Regions from separate parts of the Homo sapiens genome. Here all the other regions are linked to region 3. Evidence: chromatin contacts called from ENCODE Hi-C data. All regions are on one chromosome and are shown on one strand. Each heading gives the region's core, a stretch centred on a gene start or an enhancer-like site at or near the end of the contact. The rest is flanking DNA. Distances are from core to core; before and after follow the strand shown. Region 1 holds the start of TIAL1 (TIA1 cytotoxic granule associated RNA binding protein like 1). Region 2 holds the start of FAM204A (family with sequence similarity 204 member A). Region 3 holds the start of BUB3 (BUB3 mitotic checkpoint protein). Region 4 holds the start of CACUL1 (CDK2 associated cullin domain 1).

What was found. A loop is a pair of places that touch in the nucleus more often than their neighbours do. Pooled maps may share reads with other maps.
Region 1: a loop to region 3 is called in a map of CD4-positive, alpha-beta T cell, with 10 times the contacts of the local background. The contact joins the promoter of TIAL1 here to the promoter of BUB3 in region 3. A Hi-C loop is called at or near these places in 1 of 168 maps with a recorded cell type or tissue (CD4-positive, alpha-beta T cell), 2 of 37 single-sample maps with no recorded cell type and 10 of 50 pooled maps.
Region 2: a map of CD8-positive, alpha-beta T cell shows a loop between it and region 3 (26-fold over the local background). The contact joins the promoter of FAM204A here to the promoter of BUB3 in region 3. A Hi-C loop is called at or near these places in 5 of 168 maps with a recorded cell type or tissue (B cell, CD4-positive, alpha-beta T cell, CD8-positive, alpha-beta T cell and 1 more) and 11 of 50 pooled maps.
Region 4: a map of CD4-positive, alpha-beta T cell shows a loop between it and region 3 (8-fold over the local background). The contact joins the promoter of CACUL1 here to the promoter of BUB3 in region 3. A Hi-C loop is called at or near these places in 4 of 168 maps with a recorded cell type or tissue (CD4-positive, alpha-beta T cell, ascending aorta and naive thymus-derived CD4-positive, alpha-beta T cell) and 10 of 50 pooled maps.

Annotation. Positions count from the first base shown.
Region 1 is chr10:119,594,256-119,600,223 of GRCh38, reverse strand. It overlaps TIAL1 (TIA1 cytotoxic granule associated RNA binding protein like 1), which reads left to right and starts at 3,260. Exons shown (of 12, transcript NM_003252.4): 1 at 3,260-3,790. The coding sequence starts at 3,759. It overlaps LOC105378512 (a long non-coding RNA gene), which reads right to left and starts at 4,660. Exons shown (of 2, transcript XR_946358.3): 1 at 4,232-4,660; 2 at 418-3,610. RefSeq lists enhancers at 2,048-2,137, 2,033-3,030, 3,028-3,617, 3,031-4,029 and silencers at 3,628-3,737, 4,148-4,247.
Region 2 is chr10:118,337,818-118,344,274 of GRCh38, reverse strand. FAM204A (family with sequence similarity 204 member A) reads left to right here and starts at 1,951. Exons shown (of 9, transcript NM_022063.3): 1 at 1,951-2,005; 2 at 2,348-2,548. RefSeq lists enhancers at 1,791-2,010, 1,647-2,146.
Region 3 is chr10:123,151,996-123,157,800 of GRCh38, reverse strand. It overlaps BUB3 (BUB3 mitotic checkpoint protein), which reads right to left and starts at 3,399. Exons shown (of 8, transcript NM_004725.4): 1 at 3,316-3,399; 2 at 2,689-2,883; 3 at 2,074-2,143; 4 at 1-72. The coding sequence starts at 2,883. RefSeq lists enhancers at 2,749-2,818, 3,549-3,708, 3,545-3,714, 3,434-3,728 and a cis regulatory region at 3,629.
Region 4 is chr10:118,753,500-118,759,387 of GRCh38, reverse strand. CACUL1 (CDK2 associated cullin domain 1) reads left to right here and starts at 4,418. Exons shown (of 9, transcript NM_153810.5): 1 at 4,418-4,992. The coding sequence starts at 4,626. LOC107987151 (a long non-coding RNA gene) reads left to right here. Exons shown (of 2, transcript XR_001747604.3): 1 at 1-755; 2 at 802-1,635. RefSeq lists enhancers at 4,057-4,351, 4,350-4,489.

The DNA of each region.
Region 1 (5,968 bases), core at 2,011-4,510, 3.6 Mb after region 3:
TATCAATATTGGTTCATCAATTCCAACAAATGTACAACTGAGGAACAACTATTGATACATTATGATTAACTGAAGTCCATAGTTTACATTAGGACTCACTTTGTGTGGCACAGTTCTATGGGTTTTGACAAATGCATAAGGTCATGTATCCACTATGAGAGTATCATACTGAATAATTTCACTACCAGTAAAAATGACCTGTGTTCCACCTATTCATCCCTCTCTCCTTCCCTGATGCCCAGGGAACCACTGAGTTTTGCCCTTTCCAGAGTGTCATATAGTTAAAGTTGTAGCGTTTACAGCCTTTTCCACTGGGCTTCTCTTGGTGCTGTACATTTAACATTCCTCCATGTCTTTTTGTAGCTTGAGAGCTGTATTAGTCTGTTTTCACACTGCTGATAAAGACATACCCCAGACTGGGAAGAAAAAGAGGTTTAATTGGACTTAGAGTTCCACATGGCTGGGAAGGCCTCAGAATCATGGTGGCAGCAAGAGAAAATGAGGATGATGCAAAAGCGGAAACCCCTGATAAAACCATCAGATCTCGTGAGACTTATTCACTACCACAAGAACAGTCTGGGGGAAACTGCCCCCAGGATTCAAATTATCTCCCACCAGGTCCCTCCCACAACACGTGGGAATTATGGGAGTACAATTCAAGATCAGATTGGGTGGGGATACAGAGCCAAACCATATCAATAGCTCTTTTTAAAAAAATCACTGAACAATATTTCTTTGCATGGATGTACCACCTTGTACGACAGTTTATCCATTCACTTATATCAAGGACATCTTAGTTGCTTCCAATTTGGGATGATTATGAACAAAGCTGCTGTAAACATTTGTGTGCAGGTTTTTATGTAAACATGTTTTCAGCTCATTTGGGTAAGTACCTAGGCATTATGTTTAGTTTTGTAAGGAACTGACAAGCTGTCCTCCAAAGGGGCTATAACATTTTGCAGTCCTACCAGCAAAGAATGATAGTTCCTGTTGCTTTTCATACTCACCAGCACTTGGTGGTGTTAGTGTTTTGGATTTTAACCTTAATAATTTCACTGCCAGTAAACATGCCCATTTTAACCATTCTAGTTTGTAGTGGGCATATTCTTTTTACTAAGTTAAAAAAAAACTCAAATATACATGTATATACATATGATTTTTAGGACTATGTACATGTGGAATAAAACCTTGTAGAAGGAAAGCAATAAATAGTAAAGACAGGATTCAGAAAGATGGTTACCCCAAGCGAAGGCAGGGGTGTGTGTTATTGTGTGTAGGAGGTATAGCATAGATACAGATATAAACTCGTGTCATTATAACTTTTTAGTGTGGTGGGTTTGTGGCTATAATCAAAACTAAAGTAATAAAGGTGGGTGCGGTAAACTGAATAATGGTCCACCAAAGATTTCTATGTCCTAATTCCCAGAATTTGGGAATGTTATGCTAAAAGGGACTTTGCAGATGTGATTAAGAATCTTGAGATAATCTTCGCCCAAAGTAATCACAAAAGGTTCTCGTAAATGAAAAGGGGTGGCAGGAGAATCACGATGTACGTACAGAGGCAGAGAAGAAAGAAGATACTATGCTTCTTTTCTTGAAGATGGAGGATGGGGCCAAGAGCCAAGGAATGCAGGCAGCCTCTAGAAGCTGGAAAAGGCAAGGAACCAGCCCTGCCGACACCTTGATTTTAGCCCAGTGTAACTGATTTTGGACTTCTGACTTCCAGAATTGTAAGAAAATAAATTCGTGTTGTTTTAAGTATCTAAATTTGCAGTAATTTGTTACAGCATCAACAGGAAACTATCACAGCGGGCCAGGCATGGGTTAATGAATTGGATTATAATTAAATCCAGTTCTACACCTAGGTCCAATTAAAAACATAGACAAAACCTTTGAGTGGCTCCTCACTGCCTGGAAGAGAAAGCTCAAATTCCTCAGCATGAAATAGATTCTTGACAACACGGTTCTACAAGGTCCTCTCTAGCTTTAGTTCCCTTCCCCCCGCTCCCGCCCGCATCCCCAGCCCATACATTTTAGCCATGGGTCCTGGCGTCTGAGCCTTTTGTTGTTCCTACGGACTCTTATGGGGCTCAACTCCTTTGCCGTGTCTCTATGAAGTCTTTCAGGTTGAAATTTCCTCCCCTGAAAATGGACAACATAAGGGCTTGCTGCATGGTTGATTCTGCTTTCAAGATTAATGTTCAGTGGCACGCATACGCACCGCCACTTGCAGAGGTCGACATGCACTTAGTACATGTCGGCAGAAGCAACTCTTAAGCCATTACTAACCGGGGCAGTTAAGTTCTGGCAATGGGCTGAAAGATCTTTCTTCATCGCCACTCTTCACTAAGCTACAAGACCAAGTACTTTCTCCTGAAGGTACTTAGAGGAGGAAAAAAGCACACCAGGAACTGTTGTGGGGGGTGAGAAGACAAATTCTACAGGGATGCAGAGCTAGTATGAACATGGCTTCCCCTATCTTCATGCAAAACTGCGTTTCTAGCCCACATGACTGATGTCTGTAAACGCAACTTTATGTTTGTGCACGTCTCTGCCCAAGGATTTTTTTTTCTTTTAACTCCAAGAATACGGGGGGAGTTGGGCAAGTCATTATAATAGGGCTCCTCTTCTTACCCCACTATCCGATGAGACATTTGATAGGGAAACCTCTGAAACTTGTAAAGCAATTTACAAGCAGGCCACCTACTTGTATTTAACAAATAGGCTAGAAATACCTATTTGTGGGAAATCGAGTCCCCAAAACACCCCAACCCCTCCGGGTCCCCGCCAGCACAGCCTCTCTTCTGACTGTCGCGCGAAGCGGCGGTTGACTAACGCGAGCCAGCCGTTCTGATGAACACAGGAGGGCCGGACGGCCCTGCTGGCTCGGACACCACGCGGAGGGAGAGTGCTGCCTGAGCCACAGTTGAAGAAACCGCTCTCGGGCTGGACGAAGGCGGAGCAGCAGCTCAGACTGGGCCAACAGAAGAGCCTTACAATGCCTGGAGCAGTCCGAGGACAGCCCCCGGCGCGAGGAACTCTGGGACTTGTAGTTCGCTTTCCCAGACAGCGCTTTTCCCCACTTGGTCTCCCCGCCTTTCAATGTCGCTTTTATTCTTCCCTTTACCTCCCAGCCCGCCGACTTCCTGGTCGTCGCACGTCCTCACGTATGACTACACTACCCAGAAGTCTCCTCTTCACGTCCCAGCGCGGGTGGGCGCCGGCGGCTCCTCTTAACCACAGGTTCCAGAAGTCCTCTGCAGAAGTGCTTCCCTCTCTCATTTCCAGGACCACAATTCCCAGAGACTTCGGCTTCACGACGTTTCTCTTTTTGCCCGATCTCTCCCGGAGCTGGCTGGGCTTCGGCCGGCCAGAGGCCCACAGCGACGACGTGATCCGTCGTGAGCGGGTCCCAGGGTTTCCTCGGCGGCCCTTTTTTCTCTCCCCTCGGTCGTCCCCCTTGCAGGCTGTCGCGGCTGGCCTGAGCGGTGACCTGGCGGGTCGCGCCTGCGCTCTGCCCTGTTTCCTGCCTGGCTGGTGGCGGCGGCCATTTTGTTCATCCTCCTCCTCCTCCTGCTCCTCCTGGTTGGAGCGCAGTGTCCGGAGCGGGCTGGGGGGAGAGAGCCCGAGAGCAGGGTTCGGTGCCTTTTCCTCTGTCCCCAGCCGGTGCCCAGAGCCCCCCTCCCCTTCCTCCCCACCCCCTCCCCTCCCCAACCCTGCCCTCCCCCTTGTCCCGGGATCGCTCCGTCGCACCCACCATGATGGAAGACGACGGGCAGCCCCGGACTCTGTGAGTACCCGAGACGAGGGGTGCCAGGCGCCAAGAGGCCCGGGCACCGCGGGACGCTAAGGGAGGGAGCAGGAGAGACTGGGCCGAAGCCGGGACTCTAGGCGGCTCCCTGACCAGGGCGGCGTGGACGCGAAGTGCATTCCTCATCTGTCCCCTTTTCCTTGGGAAGGAAATCCTCCCTTCCCCCAAACAGTCACTTCCTGGGGTCTGGGGCTTGTCTCGACCTTTTTCTCTGGCGTCCTTCTTTGCATGCCCTCCCTAGGCCGGGTTTCTGCACGGCTGAGGCTGTCAGGCCCAGGAGAACTCCTGCACCCCCTCCGCGTTGGACGCCCTGGGCTGGGCCTGGAGCTGCCGGCGCCCACGGGGGAAGGGCCTGGCGGGGGTAGGATTGGGGGTGGGCCCGGGGGTGGGCCCCGCGGGCCCTGAGGAATTAGCACTCACCCCTTCCACGTCCTCAGCTCGAGTCGCTCCCAGCTCTTCTCCCCAGCTAAGCTCTCGGAGGAAGCAGGACACTCTTTCACCACTCAAGCCCCTTCTCTCTTTATGCCCCACGTGCCCCCGCCCACGCTGTCAGAAACACCCGCCTAGCGCCCGCTACTTTTGAAGTACATAAGGGATACCTTTTGCTGCCCGAGCATCTTTCCCTTCTTGGATAAAGAAGTTTACTTTGAGCGCTCCCTACGCTAAACTGACAACCAGTTGTTAAACTCCTTTTGCTCTCTAGGTGTTGCCTCTTCCTAATCTGTTTGTGCGTCGAAAGCTTCAGAGTTGGCTAAAATTATGTCTTCATCCGCTATTTGATGTGTGTCTTCTGAACGCTTTTTCTCCTGTCTTGCTGTTGCTTTTTACCTGAAGCTCAATCTAATGAATGAATTCCATCTTCCAACCACTTAATTCTGGTTTCCTTCCTTTCCAATGAAGAGTGATGACTCAGCATTTGCATTCCTTTCTGAATAGTGTGGCACTCCTTTTCTCTGCATCTTTTTTTTTTTTTTTAAGTCTGAATACTTTTTAATTAAATGTTTAAATTGGGCACCCTAATTTCCCGGCCTCTCCAGGTCTAGCACTCCTACCTTGAGTACCAAGGAGTCAGATCGCTGCTTTGTTTCTCTTGCCTCTCCTGGTATTGATAGGATCATAGTCCACTTGGCTCTGCTCTCTGATGGGGAAATTGCTTTTTAGGGAATAGATGAAGGTGGAGGGGCACTCGAGAAGTTTGACTAGCTTCACATCTCTTCACTCCTACCAAAGAAAGGATGCTCAGTAAAGAAGATAGATGTTCAGTATTGATAGAGATTTTTTTGGTGTGGCCTTGTACAGGAATAAATGTGTTCTCTAACGTCTCACTGAAGTATCCGTCCCGTTTTGAGAATCTGAGGCCTACTGAAGCACATCCAATGCTTCAATGAAACGCCTGCTTAATAGAACGTCTTTGTGTTTTGTGTTGTCTTCCATTTCTGCCTTCTCTCCCTAGAAGAAAGAATTGGGACACACTTGAAATTTGTCCTTCAGGCCGGGCGCAGTGGCTCACGCCTGTAATCCCAGCACTTTGGGAGGCCGAGGTGGGCGGATCACGAGGTCAAGAGATCGAGACCTTCCTGGCCAACACGGTGAAACTCCGTCTCTACAAAAAACACAAAAATTAGCTGGGCGTGGTGGCGCGCGCCTGTAGTCCCTGCTACTTGGGAGGCTGAGGCAGGAGAATCACTTGAACCCAGGAGGCAGAGGTTGCAGTGAGCCGAGATTGCACCACTGCACTCCAGACTGGTGACAGAGCGAGAGTTCGTCTAAACAATTAAAAAAAAAATTTTATCCTTCAACATCTGTTGAAGCCAAGACTTGGTGTTGAGTTACAATGTGTACTTTGATATAAGCATCTGGGAAAGCTAGGCTTAAAGACTAGCTAACATGTATTTAACAAAGATAAAAGTTACATTGTATCTAAAAATCTGAAGTATCATCACACACTGAATGATTGATAAATACTCATGGCAGGGGTCTCATTTACTGTATCTGTTCCTTACCAAGAGGAATCTCTGGTTTTGTAGTGCTAAAGAATGTGCTTTTTTGATGTCTTTTATTTATCTTTGCATCTGCCTTGCCTTCATCCCTATCAGAGTTTCTCCAGGGGAATAATAAGCTAACTTCTTTGTCACTTATTTCCTTCCTCTACCTTCT
Region 2 (6,457 bases), core at 702-3,201, 4.8 Mb after region 3:
TAAGGTTAAATAAGGTCAGAAGGGTAGAACCCTGATCCAACAGGATTAGTGTCCTTTTAAGTACAGAGAAGAGACACTGGAGAGCTCCCCAAACTGTGCATATAAAGAAAAGGTGATGGGAGCACGACAGGGCAAGGGTGGCTGCCTACCACGCAAGAGAAGAGGCCTCAAAAAAAAAAAAAAAAAAAACCTACTTTGCTGGCATCTTGATCTTGGACTTCCCAGCATCTAGAACTGTGAGAAATAAATTCCTGTTGCCTAAGCTACCTTGTCTGTAGTATTTTGCTATCCCCAGATGAAGAGCAATTAAGAAGCCTAATGCAGTTACAACAGCACTCTCAGGCACACCTTCTTGTTACCTGTTTAACTTTTTAAAGATTTGGATTCAAGGAAAATCCTACTGAGAAGCTGAACAGATTTGGCCAAAATAGTTTTACACAGATCCTTAACTCATTCAGCCTTGCTTCTACTCTAGAATCAGAGAATGTGAACAGGAAGAGGGACCTCGGCGATCCAAACTTGCTGATTCAGGTTTTACTATGATTCTGGGGTTATAGAAAACTGCTCTCTAAACTTGGCGCATCTTCTGGAAGATGTTGGAGGTGAGGTGGTTTAGTGGATAGTTAATAGGCTTAACCATCTGTTGATGTGAAATTGAGATATATTACTGAGTGCAATGCAAAATTTTATACACATTTAGCTTGCTTTGAAGAAAGACATTATTGGTAATGTTAACAGCAAAAAACAGCTGAGATTGAAAATTAGCGTGGGCTAGGTAACATGTTAAAGTCTTTATGTGTACAGTAGCCTCCCTTATCCGCAGGGAATACCTTCCAAGACTCCCCGGTAGATGCCTGAATCCTGGAATAATGGCGAACCCCACATATAGTTTTTCAATCTGATAACCAAGATGGCTACTAAGTGACTAAGAACCTGGTAGCCTAACAGCATGCATGGACAAAGCGATGATTCACACTGCAGATTTCATCAGGATATCCAGAATGGGCTTGCAATGAAACATTTGAATTGCTTATTTCTGGAATTTTTTACTTAATGTGTTTGGACCTTGGTTGACCCCAGGTAACTGAAATCAGGCTAAGAGAAGCCACAGATGAGGGAAGCCTACTGTATTTTCTTTTCTTTTCTTTTTTTGAAATAGGGTCTGGTTCTGTTGCCCAGGCTTTTCTTATATAATCATCACAAAATTAGCAAATAGGTACACTTAATGTTATTCTTATTATAAAACAGTATTTCGGAAAATGCAAATATTTCTAAAATAGCCCTATTCCCATCCCTATCCATAGGGTATTTTATCCTCTTCGCAGTGCTTTTCTCTCTCTTTTTTTTCCCCTTATTTTCTATGTTCCCCAAGCACCCCCTTCTGGGCATAACACAGTGCCTGCCACAAATAAGAAAAAAAGAAGTTCGGTAAACTTTTGGTCCAGTCAGTGAAGCACCTTGGACCCCATCACCAGACGGTAGGCGCCAAGAGAGCAAGAGTCAGCATGTTTTCTGCTAACCAGAGATTAGCACGATGCCTGGTACAAAGTAGGCGCCCAATAAATAGGTGAAGAAAGAAAAAAAATTAAAAAAAAGGAAGAGAGTGAGGGGAAAGGATGAATGAATGAAGACGTTTGCAGAGGGGCCTAGAAAGAAAGCACTCTGCAAGATTCTCCCTCCTGGTGGCATCAACTCTCAGTTCAAGGTCTATGTCAGCCCTTTCCTTGCCCAGACGCATTGGCCTACAGCAGGGAATGAAGAAAGAACAAAGTCTTTAAAAATGTTCAGAAGAAAGAGAAAACGGCAAGATAAAAGAGAGAAAAAAAAGAAAGAAAGGAACCACCTCCTTCGGGCGGACTAAAAAGGGAAGCCCCAGGAGGCCGGTTGCTAAGGCGACCCTAGGGCCAGAACGGCCCCAGCCCATTGGTTGAGACGCAGGAGCCAATGAGAAGGCGCGATGTTGACGGGGTCCTAAGATGGCTGCTGGGCGACCACTTCCTGACAGGTGAGTACGGCTTATGGAGGGTTGGTTACCCGCCGGTTCGGGCTCCGGCATGATGAGTCTGGGAGGGCCTCTTGTGGGCAGCCGAGGGAGGCGGCATGGGCGGCCTCATAGCTCCTCGGCCGAGCCTCCCGGAGCAGGCTAGAAAAGCCCCCGGCCCGGGGCCGCGGAAGCGACGGCGGGGCCGCCCTCAGCCTTCCTCGAAAGGGGCGTCGCAGCGGCCTCCCCAGCCTGTTATGTGGAGGGGGTTCTCCGTCCCACCCAGGTCAAAGTGAGAGGGGATTGAGGAGGCTGTCGATAGGGAAAACAGGCTCACGTTTACAGTTGCTGTATTCCGGAAAACAGCTCCAGTTAATGGGACTGCCAGCAGGCTAGACATCCTTCGCCGGAATGTGCAGCGCTTAGTTCTGTGCCCGGGAGGGGCTTCTCTCTCTTTTGGGATTGGAGTGTGGCATTGCCGCCAGAAAGCCTGCAGAATTCCGGGTTGTGCAGCCAAGCAGGAACGGTGTACCTTTCTAGACCCATCCTCTTGCAATCTTGGACCCTGTAAGTATTCTCACAGCGGAATCGACTTAAAATGAGCCTTGAACTGTTAACTTGGTTTATTGTCTTTCCATGCAGGATCTTGGGTCTGGGAAAATGTTTTCCAGGCCTCAAGTAAACGAACACTCTCTTTAATTAAAACAGTTGAATACATGCAAAATCTTGCTAAATAAGTAGTTTTTCTGGATTCGCTCTCAGGCCTGTAATTCAGTTGTCCTTTCTGTACCTTTTTTGAGAAAAGGAACACATTCATTTCATAAAAGTAAATAGGATATTTACGTTAATGTTGATGTTAACATGCTTGAAAATAGTAACTATTTTTAAGTCACAGACTCTGATTATGATGTAAATTACAATCTTCAGATTGTTAAATAATTGTGGCTTATAATTAGTATACAAGTGAAATTAATTTTAGATCAGACGAAGTTCAGGCTTCTGGAATTATTTCTAATCAAATACAAAATATAGGAAATAAGACAGCCTTATACGATGAAAATGGAATTTAAATTCTGGAATAGAGATGGAAAACATTTACCCATCGAGCTGCTCAAATATATCTTTTGGGTTTTGATTATAAGCAGCTGTCTGGTTGTCCAGAAAATATGACATTATTACTCAAACCTCTGACTGTGACTTTGACTTTGATGTATGCAACTTAGTATAGCATCTTGCATAGCTTTCTGTACTCAAAAAGTACAGAAAAAAATTCTTAACCAAATTTAACAAGTCTGTAATTATAGGCTAAGATCATTCTCAGCCCCAGTCGCAAATCCTTGTCCCCGCTTACAACTCTGCTCTGTAAAATTCATAATCTAAAGCCATGGGGCTATTTTTGTAAAACAAATGGATCAGAATGCATTAGGCAAGTCAGTTATCCCATCTGTAAATTGGGGGCGGGGCGGGTAGGGGAGGGGCTGATATAGATAGTAATTCCTAGTGGAAGGGTTGTTGTGAAGATTAGTGGAAAACCAAGGCCTGCCACACTGTTTGTATGCCATGTGCAGCAGTGACTTGCTTTGTTTCCCCTTTCTGGTTCTAGTGTTTCCTGTTGTAACTAGGGTTCCTTCCCCTTCTCAGTGTCCTGAAGTGTACAGAGTTTCTCTGAAAACATCCTCTTGGCTGAGTTGCTAGGTAGAGGAGAGAAACCTTATCTACTGGATACTGGGCTCTAATCAGGATTGCAGTGCTAGAGAGAATGGAGTGATACATCCAGGAGTGAGGTGACTCTGGGCATTTAGGGCACTTATAATATCAAAATCATAAAGAGGCATTTTAGAGCTGTAAGACATCTCAGAGATCATTTGATCAAACCTTTATTTTATAGCTTAAGAATGGAGGCCCAGACAAATGCAGTGGCTTTCTCCTAATTATGTTGCTCAGGACTAGAAACCATTTTCCAACTTTGAAGACTTTTTCCCCCTGTAACCAGTGCACAATCTAGAACGGTTTTTATTATAATTTGATTTCTCCCTGGCTGCTTTATTTTGAAAGATTGTGTCTACTCAACCTTATTTATGAATGTTTTTTTCTGATAAAAATCAGACCTATAACTACCAGTGAACCTCTGATTAACATGTGAAAAATAGTGCTTCACTAAATTGGTCTTTTCCTGTAATGATGAATGGTACAGTCTTACTGAGGGGAAAAATAAAATAGTTTGGGCTTTTTGAAATTAGCTTAGAGACTCCTGTTACTATATTCATACTTAGATTAGGAACCACTGAACTGTACCCTGTTTTTGATTCATTGTTATCTGACCAAGTATGCTAAATAATAACGATGGGTGGTTTTCAAGGGCAAACAAACAAACAAACAAGAAACCCTAGTTATTCAGACTAGGACAGTATATAAATATTTTCAGTTCATGGCAAATTGTGTTAGCCCAGGACTAAAGATGTGTTCTGCATAGTACACACAGAATGTCTTGAGGATAATTGTGGGATGGAATAAATCTTAACTCTAGAGGTGGAGGGTGTGTAAAATGAAGAAAGTGATATTCAAAACCATAGAGAGAAAAAGGATTCTGAGTCATTTACATTTTCCTTGGGGCTAAAATGATTAAATTGAAAATTATTTGGGTTGCAGGGTAAAAAAAATGAAAGCTTATGAATTAATACATTGGCTGTTATATGGACTTGGCTATAATCTATGCTAAACAAATTTAAGTTTCTGTTTCTCTGATATTCCACGTTTCTGGAGACAGGCTGAGTGAATTTTCACAGTTAAAGGGTAACTTGGGATTATCTGCCTTAAAATAAAGAAATACGCTCTGAAAGGCATAAGTAAGAGACACTTATAGAGAATCATTCTCCACAGCAGCCAAAACAAGAATAACAGGAGGCCTAACATGGTGCCAGTTGGAAACTTTGTGAATGACAAGTATATGCTATGAATAGAAAGACTGTTTTGAAACATGAGTCCAAAGCAAAAGTCACTAAGCAGCCACTCCATATTGGCTGATCTGTAACTGGGCTGCTGCTTACACGGGCAACTCCATTTTGCAGGCTGCACAGTAAGTGGCAGCAGTTATCCGTGTTTATCAGTGACTGCTCAGTCTCCCTTGTATTTGTTTTTTTGAGAGTCACAGGAAAATGGCACATGACTAAAGGTTCTAAAGAGTGGAATTCAAAACCTACCTGATTTGAATTTTGCCTGGATTTAGAGGTGGATTCCACCTTTTTCAAACTATTTTAATTTTTTTTCCTTTGGGTACACTCAAGAAATTATCATACCAGGCAGATGCCACACTGAGGACAGTTTTTAATGCCACATGAGCAGGAGCTAAAAATATATAATTTTGAGAAAATTTAAAAAGCCATAAAAAATGCCTAACTACTTGAAGGCTGATTAGCAACAACAACAGCAAAAAGCATGCCTTCTTCGGGGCAACTGAGACTGCTTCCCAGAGGGAAGCATGTTTGGGTGCCCAGAGCATAGACTATCACCCTGCAGAGATGCTAAAACAGTGGTTTAGTAGGAGACCTGTGCCACTGCCCATTGGAGAGGCATACACGTTTCATGAGCAGTCACATCTAAAGTCCAGGTCAAGGAATACTTGGCTCAAAAACTGAGCAGAAACTTGCTATGTGTATAGCTGTCATTTCGTGAGGCTAGGGATTTTTGCCTGTTTTATATACTTCTGTCCCCAGGGTCTTGAAGAGTGTCTGGCACATAAGTGGGCATGTAAAATATTTTATGGACAGGAAGGGAAAGAGTTATTTCTAACATAGACTCCAGTGATGCTAAGAAATCCAAACCTGAAATTTGTTACTGTTTTAAGTCCTTAAATGATAATGAGCCTAAAGGTATATTATATGGCGGTGGCCAAGTCATACTGGAACTTATTACTGCTTCCTTCCCCTTGCTCTCAGAACAGGAGAAATCTTTTTTATTAATAGCATGACACCTGTTTTTCAATATTGGCATATTTTACATGATGTCTTTTGTGCTATTGGAGTATTTCAAGAGTACTGCTGTCCCAACTTTAAAAATCCACAGACAGGTTTAGGGATAGATCTGGGTTTTATGGGGCCTGGAGCTTATATAACTTCGGGTTTCTTCCTTTAAACAAAGAAATGTAAATTCTGAATAGAAAACTAGGTACAGTGCTTTGGAAGGACCTGTGCAGATGAGGAATCTTGGAGCTTAAGGTTACCATTATCTTCCTAGTAATTTGCCCTCATTTTATTCCTCCATTCAGAAAACCAAACACTAACATTTGTTATAGACACTTCACATCAGATTGTGACTATCAAGGAAGCAAATGATTGCATCAGTTGCTAAGTGAGTGCACCACAATTATTAGAAACTTCAAAACTATCTTATGAACCCTGTCACTCATAATAGAAATGATAAAAATGTAATACATGGCCACAGAAATAATAATAGCAAAGAGAACTTAACATTTATTGA
Region 3 (5,805 bases), core at 2,150-4,649:
TGACCATCACATTCACTTCTGGACAGTATTCAACACATCTGATAGGGGCATCATGGGTCCCAACAAGATTTTCTATAGAGAAAAAAAAAGGGGAAAAAACCCCAACATCTAGCTTACTACCTTTACTAAAGATTCCTAAAATAAACAATTAAAAGAAACATTCATTCAACTGTAATGAATTTGCCTCATCCAACCCCATGGAAATGTCTACTACAGACAGAAAAATCTCTCCATGACTACAAAGTTATCCGTTCCTCTCTGTTCACCTTACAGTGCACACTTCACATGACTCACTAGTATTGCACATACCAAAGGCTGTCTTGAATTTCAGATTACATTAACATAGTGGCATGTCTGTTATCTTCCTCACTTGATTCTAGATTTCCTATCAGGAACTGCGTTTACCTCTGTGATCTCTGCCCGTATCTAGTGCAAGGTCTGGTACAGGCTAGGTGCTCAAGAAATATCTGTTGAATAAACAAATGAATGGAGAACTCTGGTCTTCTGGATCAACAACATTTATGTTGAACATTAAGCCAATGCTGCTAAGAAACTTATTTACATGGCTAAAGGGTTATGAGAACTGGGAGTGAAGTCCTCTCATTACTGCACTTGGTTCCACTGTGGTTCAAATTTTCAATAGACATTTTCTTTTCAATTTGAACCTTCTCACTATATCTCATTTATTCCTTCAACTAACATCTACTATGTACCAGAATCTGTGCCAACTGCTAAGGATATAGGAATGAACAATATATGGTCCTGACCTGCAAACAGTAAGATTAGCCCCAGCATTTTGGGAGGCCAAGGTGGGCGGATCACGAGATCAGGAGTTCAAGACCATCCTGGACAACACAGTGAAACCCCGCCTCTACTAAAAAATACAAAAATTAGCCGAGCATGGTGGCGCACACCTGTAGTCCCAGCTACTCGGGAGGCTGAGGCAGAATTGCCTGAATGCGGGTGGCGGAGGCTGTGGTGAGCCAAGATCACACCACTGCACTCCAGCCTGGTCAACAGAGTGAGACTCTAGCTCAAAAAAAAAAACAAGAAAGAAAAAGAAAGGATTTCATGAAGTTTGGCAGTGACTTTCATAGAATAAACAGCTAATTCTCTATGTAACACTGAAAATCGAGACGTTTGCTTTTCAGTGTTTCTCCCTACCCCTACAAGTTTCTGAACAAATAGAACCTAGACTTACAAGCTTACTTATTACACAGGGTAAGCTACTGGCAAACAAAACCCAATACCTGCAGTATAAGTTACAGAAGAAGTAGCTTTCATGCAAAAGCCTCTTCTAATTGGGTGCTTAGTTTTTTGACAAAATGTGGCCATCCTCCATCCATTCTCCTGTTGCTCAACTCATCTTCTCTCTAGTCATATCTCTGTACCCTCCTATCTCCTTAGAATACCTATGTCTGATGAATACACATGCAAACAAATGTTCAGCTAGAGAGCTCTATGCATTTGGGCTCCAGTCCAATCTCTAACACTGTGCCAATGTCACCAAAAAAATTTGAGTAAGTCATTTCATATCTGGATCTCTAAGAAATTACTTAACCGAAAGGAAATGTATCATCTAGTTACTCATTCAAAAAATGCAACGGAAACATATTTTGCTAAATACCTAAAACAAACACAATTAATATAGACATGATTGCCTATTTTTTGTCAGGTTTTAAATCTACCTTTAGCTTCTGAAAACTAAATTAGCTTCTAAAAACTGAACTCTCAAAACATCAGCATTGTAGTGGAAAATCCTAATGAAACGCTGGCCAGTCTGGGATCCAGCCCACTTCTAAGGACAAAATAAAGGCCAAATACTTGAGTGTCAATTTATGTAAACACTGACAATGGCGACCATAACTGGCTTTACTGCAAAAATACATGCATAATATTCTGTAATCAGTAACTTAATGGTTATCATTTAAATTAAAAAAATCCTAAATTCAAGCCACCTGTACTTAAGCAACTTAGTAACTAAGCAATTTAGGAACCACTCTTCCTACATAAACATTTATACTTAAGAACACTAGCCAAGAAAACAAACTGGTAAAGATATGGTCACATTACCTTGATCAGTGTTCAAATCATGCATTTTCAATTGATGATCTAGTCCTCCACTCCAGGCATGCGTTGGATCCTATAAAATAGTTTTGAACCGTTTAAAAACTAGAACTTTTGAAAGGGTTTCAACATTCTTATTTCTACAAGCAAGTGTTCAGTTTATGCTCGGGATATGCACTGGGCTCAACTATTCATGGTAAACAAACCAAAAAACAGCATAAAAAAGCAAGTGGTCACTAAACTCCTGTGTCTGGAAATTAAAGGAGGGCTGCTTTATCCTAGCCAACACGCTAGCTGAGGGTAAACATACATTTCCCCTAAACGGTTCCTTTCAATACGGCAGCCAAAACAGTATTGTTGCAAATATAATGATCGTATTTTCAGAAAGTTTAGAGTTACTCCACAAGCGTGTAACAGAAAAGGGGAGACGGAGTTTCCAATGTCTGCATGTCTCCAACCCAAAACGGTACAGGTTCAAGGCAGATGCTCCTGAAAAGCTAAAGAACTGTCCAAATAACCCCACCGACAGACGCCTCTACCCAACACTGGAAAAGAAACGCTCCTCACGTGGAGAATCGTTAACACAGTAAGAGGGCAGGAGCAGGGCGGGAGGGCACCTACGTAGAAGGCGCAGTCCAGGACGGCGCCGGTGTGCTGGTACTTGAGCCGCATGGAGTTGGCCGGCACATCGTAGAGACGCACGGACGTGTCCCAGGAGGAGACAAGCAGGAACTGGGAGGTGTTGGGGCTGAACTTCACGGAGGAGATGCCATCCTCGGGTGGCTGGTTCAGCTTGAACTCGTTAGAACCGGTCATCTGCAGAACAGGCGCCCAGAGTCCCCAGGGGTCCCGCGGGCTGGGGCTGCGCACTGACAGCCTGGCACTGGGGGTCCCCCCAGAGGGAGGGGCCGAGAGGACGACCGCGAGGAGACTCTGCGCTTGCGCCTGCGCCGAGCACTCGCCCGCCAAGGTCCGGACTCGCCCCATCATCCGGCCCCCGCCGCGCCCAAACCGGCCCAGCCCGCACCGCCGTCCCCCTAAACCCAGCCCGGCCCACAGCGATGCCCGGACCCCAGACTGTTCCCTTTCCCCTCTCCCGGGGTCCCGTCGCCCCGGGCACTCCTAAAAATAAAGGGAAAACAACAGAAACGAAACGGGATCCCCTGCGAATCGAACGGCCCTGCCAGTTGCGGACCCGGGAAGTCCCTGGAGAGCCCGCTCCCGCACACCGTCGCCTCGCCTCCCTACCTTGGGCTCCCCTCAGAAGCAACGTTTCCACTACTCGCCACTCGCTGCGGCCGCCGCCGCCTCCTTGCTTCCCTCAGAACACTCGCAGGCTAGGCGAAGGAGGCGGAGAGGAAGCTCCAGTGTAGACCTGCCATTGGCTGATTTCAAACGCCAACGTCTCAGTCTAGGGGGCCGATTGGTCCGCTCAGCTGCCCAGCATCGGTCAACCCAGTCATCCTGTTCCGGCTCAAAGGGAAACCGCTGCTTTTCCGATCACGTGGGCTCATTTTACCACCGCGCTGGGGCATCAGCGTTCGAGCTGGACGCGTGGAAACTACACCTCCCAAGGAGCATCGCGCCAAGGCTCTGTTCATGCCCTCTCCCGCCTGCGTATGGCATTCTGGGAAATGTAGTTTTCTAGGGGCTGACGCTCTGCCCGCCCTCTTCATAGAAAGCGGGAAAGATCTTTACAGCTCTGTCCATGGCGCCCTCCCCTTGAAGTTAGTCTCTGAAACACAAGAATCCCATTTTGGGCAATACTTATATAGTCCTAAAGTTGTCTCCCTATCCCTGGGCGTGCACACGCCCGTGAAGCTAACCAAAAGTTGATGTAGAGGAGGAAATATTTGCTCTATCAACTGCATTATTTTGCCTTGATTTTTTTTTTCTCATTTCTTGGGAATTTCCACCTATAAACCAGGGTCTCCCATTTCCCATTGTCTCAAGTTCTGCTGAAGAAACCCATTCATATTTATATTATGCTTTATCTCTCCACCCCATCTTTCCACAAACATTTATTGAGCCTCCACTGGCGCCAGGCCTGGTGAGAGGCTCTGGAAAGATGCATGTAATCAGACCAGCCTTTGCCCTTCAGGAACCCCCCTTCAGAAGGGTGAACAGCCTGGGAGACAGTACTCTGCAATGTGTTAAAGCTCCCACCACTTCTTTTAGAGCTCTTTTTTGAAGGGTCCTGAAACGACAGCTACAAGCCTCTCCCCTTCCACTCTGTCCTGCCACTCCCCAAAGTTGCAGGCTCAGTGTGCTCCATTTGCTGTTTTCTAGAATCCTCTAGAAATGAGGATCAAGAAGGTTGCTTGAGTATGAGAAATTATTTTATCTCCATGAAAGAAAAGCAATACTTAATCAGTAGAATGAAGTGACTGAGTTATTCTTGAATGTCAAAGGCTCACTGAAAAATTTCAATTTAATCCATGCTTTAACCGCTTTTTCACTGCCTTTTGTAAAAGAAAAATATATATCGTTTTATTTGATTTTGTGTGAAGTGAGAGAAAATTGTGGGGTTAAAGTGATTAACTTTTAAGGGACATTAATGAGAAAGTGTTGATGATCTTTATGCATTCACACACCCTGAATTGGATGCACCTCTTTCTGTGATTCCTGACACAAGAAACACACATACAACAACAACCTTTCTGCCTACTGCATTGATGACATTACTGCTGAAAGACTCTTGCCCTCCTTCCTTGCCAGTCCTGGTACTTGGTTCTCTATCTCTTCTCTTTCCACAAGTTAATGGCTGAATTCAAAATTTTGAAATGCAGTTCCTTACTTCCATTCTAACTTTAGCTAAATAATTTTACCTCCTGACTTATCTGGTTCCTTCTCCCAGTTGTTTATTTAATTATATTATTGTTCCAAGATTCTGAGCATGAATTACCCACTAATAAAATCTAAGTGTATTTCATTATCCAGTGTGTGTATGATTCAGGTCCCTCTGGGCATGCAGTTGCAGCCCGACTCGATTTGAGTTTTAAGAAACGTCAATCTTTTAAATCCAGTTTAGAGGCTGAAAGGAGGCTGATGATTTTGCTGATTATTCAAATGAATTGATAGTCTTGAGACAGGAAATCTGGCAACAATGGAGTCCTGAACATTTAAATCCAAATGCAAAGTTGTGTGTGTGTGTGTGTGTGTGTGTGTGTGTGTGTGTGTGTGTAAAACCTAGTTACCTGTGAGAGAGGAATTCCTAAGAACTAATTATACTGTTGGATCACGGTTGACAGCTAGTTTCTGGATTAGTAAAAAGAATGAAATATACACATCATGACAAACTGGAAAAGGATCATTCCCTAAAATTTTAAGGGCACAAATCACTGTCATTAAGTGACTGAAATGGCTATAAGAAACCACTTCCTATAAGGGAAACCTACAGAGGATACAGTGACCCAATACTGTTAAAACCATGATCTCTTGTAAAAACTGTAATCTATTGAAATGCAAACAAAAATGATATGGATGGAATATTCCTATAGAAGCAGTTCTTTGGACGCAGTTTGGTTTTTTCGTGGAATATTCCAAGAACATTAGAAAAAATTTCAAAAGGGTCATCTGAAGCAAAAGAATTTCATTGAAACGAAGTATATGTATACGATAAATCACAAGAAAACGAATCCACTGTCTCTTTTATCTGACTACCCAATAGCATAGTTTCTCAGCATGTACTAGGGCCCAGTAAATATTTACTGATGTAAGCTCAGTTGAAATAAATGT
Region 4 (5,888 bases), core at 3,169-5,668, 4.4 Mb after region 3:
ATCTTGCTGCTGCTCACTCTTTGGGTCTACACTGCTTTTATGAGCTATAACACTCACTGTGAAGGTCTGCAGCTTCACTCCTGAGCCAGCGAGACCATGATCCCAGCAGAAGGAAGAAACTCCGAACACATCCGAACATCAGAAGGAACAAACTCCACACGTGCCACCTTAAGAGCTGCAACACTCACTGCGAGGGTCTGCAGCTTCATTCTTGAAGTCAGTGAGACCAAGAACCCACCAATTCTGGACACACTGGGATTACAGGTGCATGCCGCCACGTCCAGCTAATTTTTGTATTTTTAGTAGAGACAGGGTTTCAACACGTTGGCCAGGCTGGTTTTGAACTCCTGACCTCAGGTGATCCACCCGCCTTGGCCTCCCAAAGTGTTGGGATTACAGATATCAGACACTGCCTGGCCGGTTATGTCTTTCTTGATTCTAATCAGTATGTACATAATTTTGCATAGATATATTGATTAGGGAGGCATTTATGAAGGGCAGGTAGTGGAGAGGCTGGGGTAAGGTTAGGTAATAGGAGTTCTAGGGGATTCCATACTTTGGCCTATAATGGAATTGTAGCCTACCCAGCACTTTAAACATTCCCGATTGACTCCAATATTTGTTCTTCTAGCCACTCCTTCCCCTCTCAGCCAATGTACTTAGGGAGAAGCTGATCCCATGCTAAGTTCCAGGAATGGGCTTTATTTTCCAGGAATGAATCCATACCCTTTCCAGTAAAGGGCTCTGGAATCCAGGTCTAATGAGTCCATACCCTTTCCAGTAAAGGGCTCTGGAATCCAGGTCTAAGTGCCATGTGATTGGTTTAGGAATGGACCAATGAGACACTGTGAGGAAGTTTCCTGAGGGCTTCTGGGAATTTTCTCATAATAGAAAGCTACCAGAATTCACAGGCCCTTTTCATCTTGACTTCTTGTCCATAGACCTGAGGCCAGGGGCTGTGGCAGGCATTTTGTAGGCAGCCTAAGGGTGAAACATGCACAAGAGAGAACAAGACAACACCACAGAGAAGCAGAGCTCAGTAATGGCTGAGCCCTGCCTCACCTCCACCATTCCTAGACCTTCTCAGTCTCTTAGCCAATGAACAGCCTTGATTTTAAAGCAATTTTTATTTGAGTTTTTGCTTCTGGAAGCCAAAACAAACATTTTAGCCTATGGAATCCCAATTTATACTTAACGTTTTTATTTGTTAATCTTTAAGTTTCAGAATTCTTTTCTGATTATAAAAATAATACATACTTATTGTAGAGAACCAAGAAAACATTGAAAGATATAAAGAAGAACATTAAGACCATCCATAATCTCACTATCCCTAGATAACTGCTATTGAGTTTTGAGTTAGTTTCCTCTTTATGTATCCAAACTTACACAGAAATTTTACACATATATTTATCCTGCTTTAATGAAATTCACAGCCTAGTGGGAAATAGAAACAGACAAACAAAAACCGAACAAATAGATGAATATCTGCGACTATGGAACGTCATAGTAACTACTAACCTTGTGTTCACTGTTTTTGGGTAAATGTTGCTAATAATGTTATACCCCATCTCCACAACCCAGAACAAATCAAAGATTTATGTTAATAACTATTAAAATATAATATGCTCTAAAGTATAACAATGTCTCATAATGCCACAAAATCAACCAGTTACCAATATGTTCATTTGGTTTCCCTTCAGTAGGATTTCTTATGGGAAATTGTCCCCTGTCAGTGACTGGTTTCGCTCAACTGTCATTAGGTCTTGTCACAGTAGTTTAATTACAGCAAAAATGGCTGTTATATTGATCATTTTGACAACACACACACAAAAGGTTCAGTATTCATCAGTGTGCTGGGTAAAAACCCTTGGAGCAGGGCCCTCAAGAGGATGGAAGTTACATTGCTATGATTAGTACCAAGCCCATCAGTTCTAAATGTTTTCTAATTTCTATTATGATTTTATGACCCATGAGTTAATTGGAATAGTGGAAATATGGGGCTTGCCAGTTACCTTTTGGTTATTGATTTTTAACTTACCTATATAGTGACCAGAAAATGTGGTTACTATGATATAAATCCTTAGATATGTGGAGACTTGCTTTATGACACAGTATGTTCAATTTTTGTAAATGTTTAGCATATTCTTGATAGGAGTGTGTATTCTATGGTCATTAAGGCAATATTCTACACATATATATTAGATTAAGCTTGGTAATTGTGTTACTCAACTCTTCCAGTACCTTAAAGATTTTTTTGGTCCCCTCGGTCTATGTATTAGTTTCCTGTAATCAGTTGCTTAACAAATTATCACAATAGGTGGCTTAAAAAAACCGACATGAATTCTCAGTTCTGGCATCTAGAAGTCTGAAATCTACATGTTGGCAGGGTCACAATCCCTCCAGAGGCTCAAGAGGAAAATTTGTCTCTTCCAGCTTTGGGTGCTGTCAGCATTCCTTGACTTGGGAATGCCATCACTCCAATCTCTGCTTCTGTGGTTACATTACCTTCTCTTCTCTTCTACCTCTCTTTTATAAAGACACCTATCATTGGATTGATGGCCCACCTGGATAATCCAGGATGATCTTCTCATCTCAAGAACTTTAATTACATCTGCAAACGCCGTTTTTCCAAATAAGGTCATACTCGCAAGTTCTAGGAATTAGGATATGGACATATCTTGTGGGAGGCTGTATTCAACTCACTGCAATTAGAGAGGGAGTGAAAAATCACCTACTCTGATGGTAGATTTCTTTGTCTTCTTATACTTCTGTTCATTTTCGCTTCATATATTTTGTGGCCATATAGTCGCTATGATATAAATCCTTAGATATGTAAAGACTTGCTTTATGACACAGTATGTTAGAGACACTTTTTTGACTCTATCTTCCCTGTATATTGGACTTTTTTTTTAAATGTAAAGACCCTTCTTTATCCCATCGCACTCACCCAGCCATCTACCTAGAGTCTGTTGATGATAAACCATTAGTTGTTTGAAACAGAATTTGCCTTCCTTCTGCCTCTCTTTTTGCCACACATGTAATTCTAAGGTTTTATGTTTTCCCCTTCAGCATACCACTTAATTCTCTTTTTTTTTTTGGAGACAGTCTCACTCTGTCACCCAGGCTGGAGTGCAGTTGCGCGATCTCGGCTCACTGCAGCCTTGACCTCCAGGGCTCAAGTGATCCACCTAAGCCTCCAGAGTAGCTGGGACCACAGGCACACGCCACCATGCCAGGCTAATTTTGTTTTTAGAGGCGTGGTCTTGTTATGCTGGTCTGGCTGGTCTCGAATTCCTGGGCACAAGCGGGCCTCCCATCTCTGTCTCCTCAAGTGGTTGAATTACAGGCGTGAGCCACTGCGCCCAGCTCGCATTTTTTTTTTTTTTTTGAGATGGAGTCTCGCTCTGTTGCCCAGGCTGGAGTGCAGTGGCGCGATTTCGGCTCACTGCAACCTCTGCCTCCCGGGTTCAAGCAATTCTGCCTCAGCCTCCCGAGCAGCTAGCTGGGACAACAGGCACGTGCCACCACGCCCGGCTAACTTTTTTGTATTTTTAGTAGAAACGGGGTTTCCCGTGTTAGCCAGAATAGTGTCGATTTCCTGACCTCGTGATCCGCCCGCCTCAGCCTCCCAAAGTGCTGGGATTACAGGAGTAAGCCACCGCGCCCGGCCTGAGCCGGCATTTTTAAAAGTTGGGTTGCTGGCCTTAGTGCATACAAACGTAAAGGAATTTTAAAAACACATGAGTAACTCAAACGCATTTCTTTTTTGCGCCATCCTGCTATGTGTGATTCGGTTTTTATTCTCGATTTTGTGCGTGTGTGTCGCGACGGCTGGGGACCGACCCAAGAGCAGTCGGACCACGGGCCGCCCAGGGCGGTCTCATCCGTTTATAACCTGCGACCCCGGGGCCTCTTGTGGTCCCGTACCTCCGTCCCAAGCAAAAGCCGGGGCTCTCAGGCACTCAGAGGTGCGAAGGCCCCGTAGACTTGGAGGACGCGAGGAAAACACCTCCAATCACTCTGGCCAGTCCACAGCTACTGCCAAGACTGCTCCGCGCGCGTCCTCAGGAACCGGCGAGGGCCTCGTCGTCATGGTAACCAGATTGCGAACGCGCGTGCGCAAGACACACCTTTGTCACGTGAGGCCGGGCAGGGGGCGGGGCCGGCGAATGCCCGTCCCGACCCGTCGCGCCTCCCCTGTTAGCTCCCTGCCAGCCGAGGCGGGGCGAACCTCTGCCCTGTTGCGTGGGAGTGACTCACAGCTCCCGCCCCTTTTGGCTCCGCTTTCTCGCGGCCAGTCCCTCGCACCACGTGCCCTCCTGGCCGCGCCCCCAGCTGCCCTTTCCAACTGCCTGTTGGAAGCCGCTGTAAAACGTCGTGAGGAGCGCCGCTGCTTTACGGCTGCCTCTCCCAGACTAGAGCCCCGGAGCGCCCACCGCCGTCAGCCGCGTCTTCAAGCTAGTCGGCCCCGCGGAGAGCGAGAGACCCTGCGCACCGCAGCCCTCTCCGCTGCGCCCATTCCTGCCGCCGGCGATGTAACTCGGGGAGGCAGCGGTGCCCGCTGGCCCGGGGTTGAGACAGGCGGCAGGTGCCTGTGAGGCGGGCGGGTGCCGGGGGCCAGCAGGATGGAGGAAAGCATGGAAGAGGAGGAGGGGGGCAGCTACGAGGCGATGATGGACGACCAGAACCACAACAACTGGGAGGCTGCGGTGGACGGCTTCCGGCAGCCCCTGCCACCTCCGCCGCCCCCCTCGTCGATCCCGGCCCCTGCCCGAGAGCCTCCGGGGGGGCAGCTGCTGGCGGTGCCCGCGGTCTCCGTGGACAGGAAAGGCCCCAAGGAGGGGCTCCCGATGGGGCCGCAGCCACCGCCGGAGGCTAATGGGGTGATCATGATGTTGAAGAGCTGCGACGCGGCCGCCGCCGTGGCCAAGGCGGCCCCCGCCCCCACCGCCAGCTCCACCATCAACATCAACACCTCCACCTCCAAGTTCTGTGAGTCCAGCCTTTCCCTGCAGCCTTGGCTTTTCTCCACCTCACTCGGACGCCGAATCCACCCCCTCTTGGAGAAAGCTCCGCTTCCTTTGTTTCAGGCCTCGGTCTTTCCTCTTCTCCCCGTCCGCCTTCGCCTCCCTGCCTCCTTCCCCCTCACCGTCCCCTCCCCCTCATTTGGTGTCTGCGGCCAGCGCCTGAGCGGCCCTGGCTTCTTGTATTACCTGGCCTAGAGAGGCAGCCTGGTACACACGGAGCCCCAAGTTCGGTCAGTGCGATCCCTATCACAACTGGCAGTCTCTCAACATTGGGAAGCTCTTTTCGCACCCGTCTTCTCTTGAAGTTTCACCCTCAAAGTGAGGGGAAAATAAGGCTGCCTGAGTCTCGTTAGGGAAAGGCCTTCAGTCTTCTGCAGCCAGAGAGAGAAAAGAAATCTGGCAACTTGTGTTCTTGTGTTTTTGGCCAGGCTGTGTTAAACAAGTAAGGAATTTGAAAGTTGACCTATATCTACACCTTGTTCCTTCTCTACTGTGTTACACTTTTGCATCCTGCTAGGGAAATAATGAGTTGCTTTCCGATGCAGTGGCAGCTCCGACATCGTCTTGAAGCTAATAATGCATAAAATCACTTTTCAGAGCTTACACTCATAAGAATAAGCCTTTCAGGATGGGTTATGTCTTGTGTCCAAACCCAAGATTGGGTTGCATGTTGAACTTTATGTTAGTAGTCTGTCTTAACGCTCAATTGCACGCATTAAGATTTAAGACCAAAATCTGTTTTGTAATCCGAAACTGCCTCTGACCAGGATATATGTATGCTTCCATAGCTAGGAAAAGAATGTGCTTTTACTTTGGTTTGTGTGTATGTGTGCGTGGCGGTGGTGGTGGTGATAGGATGTT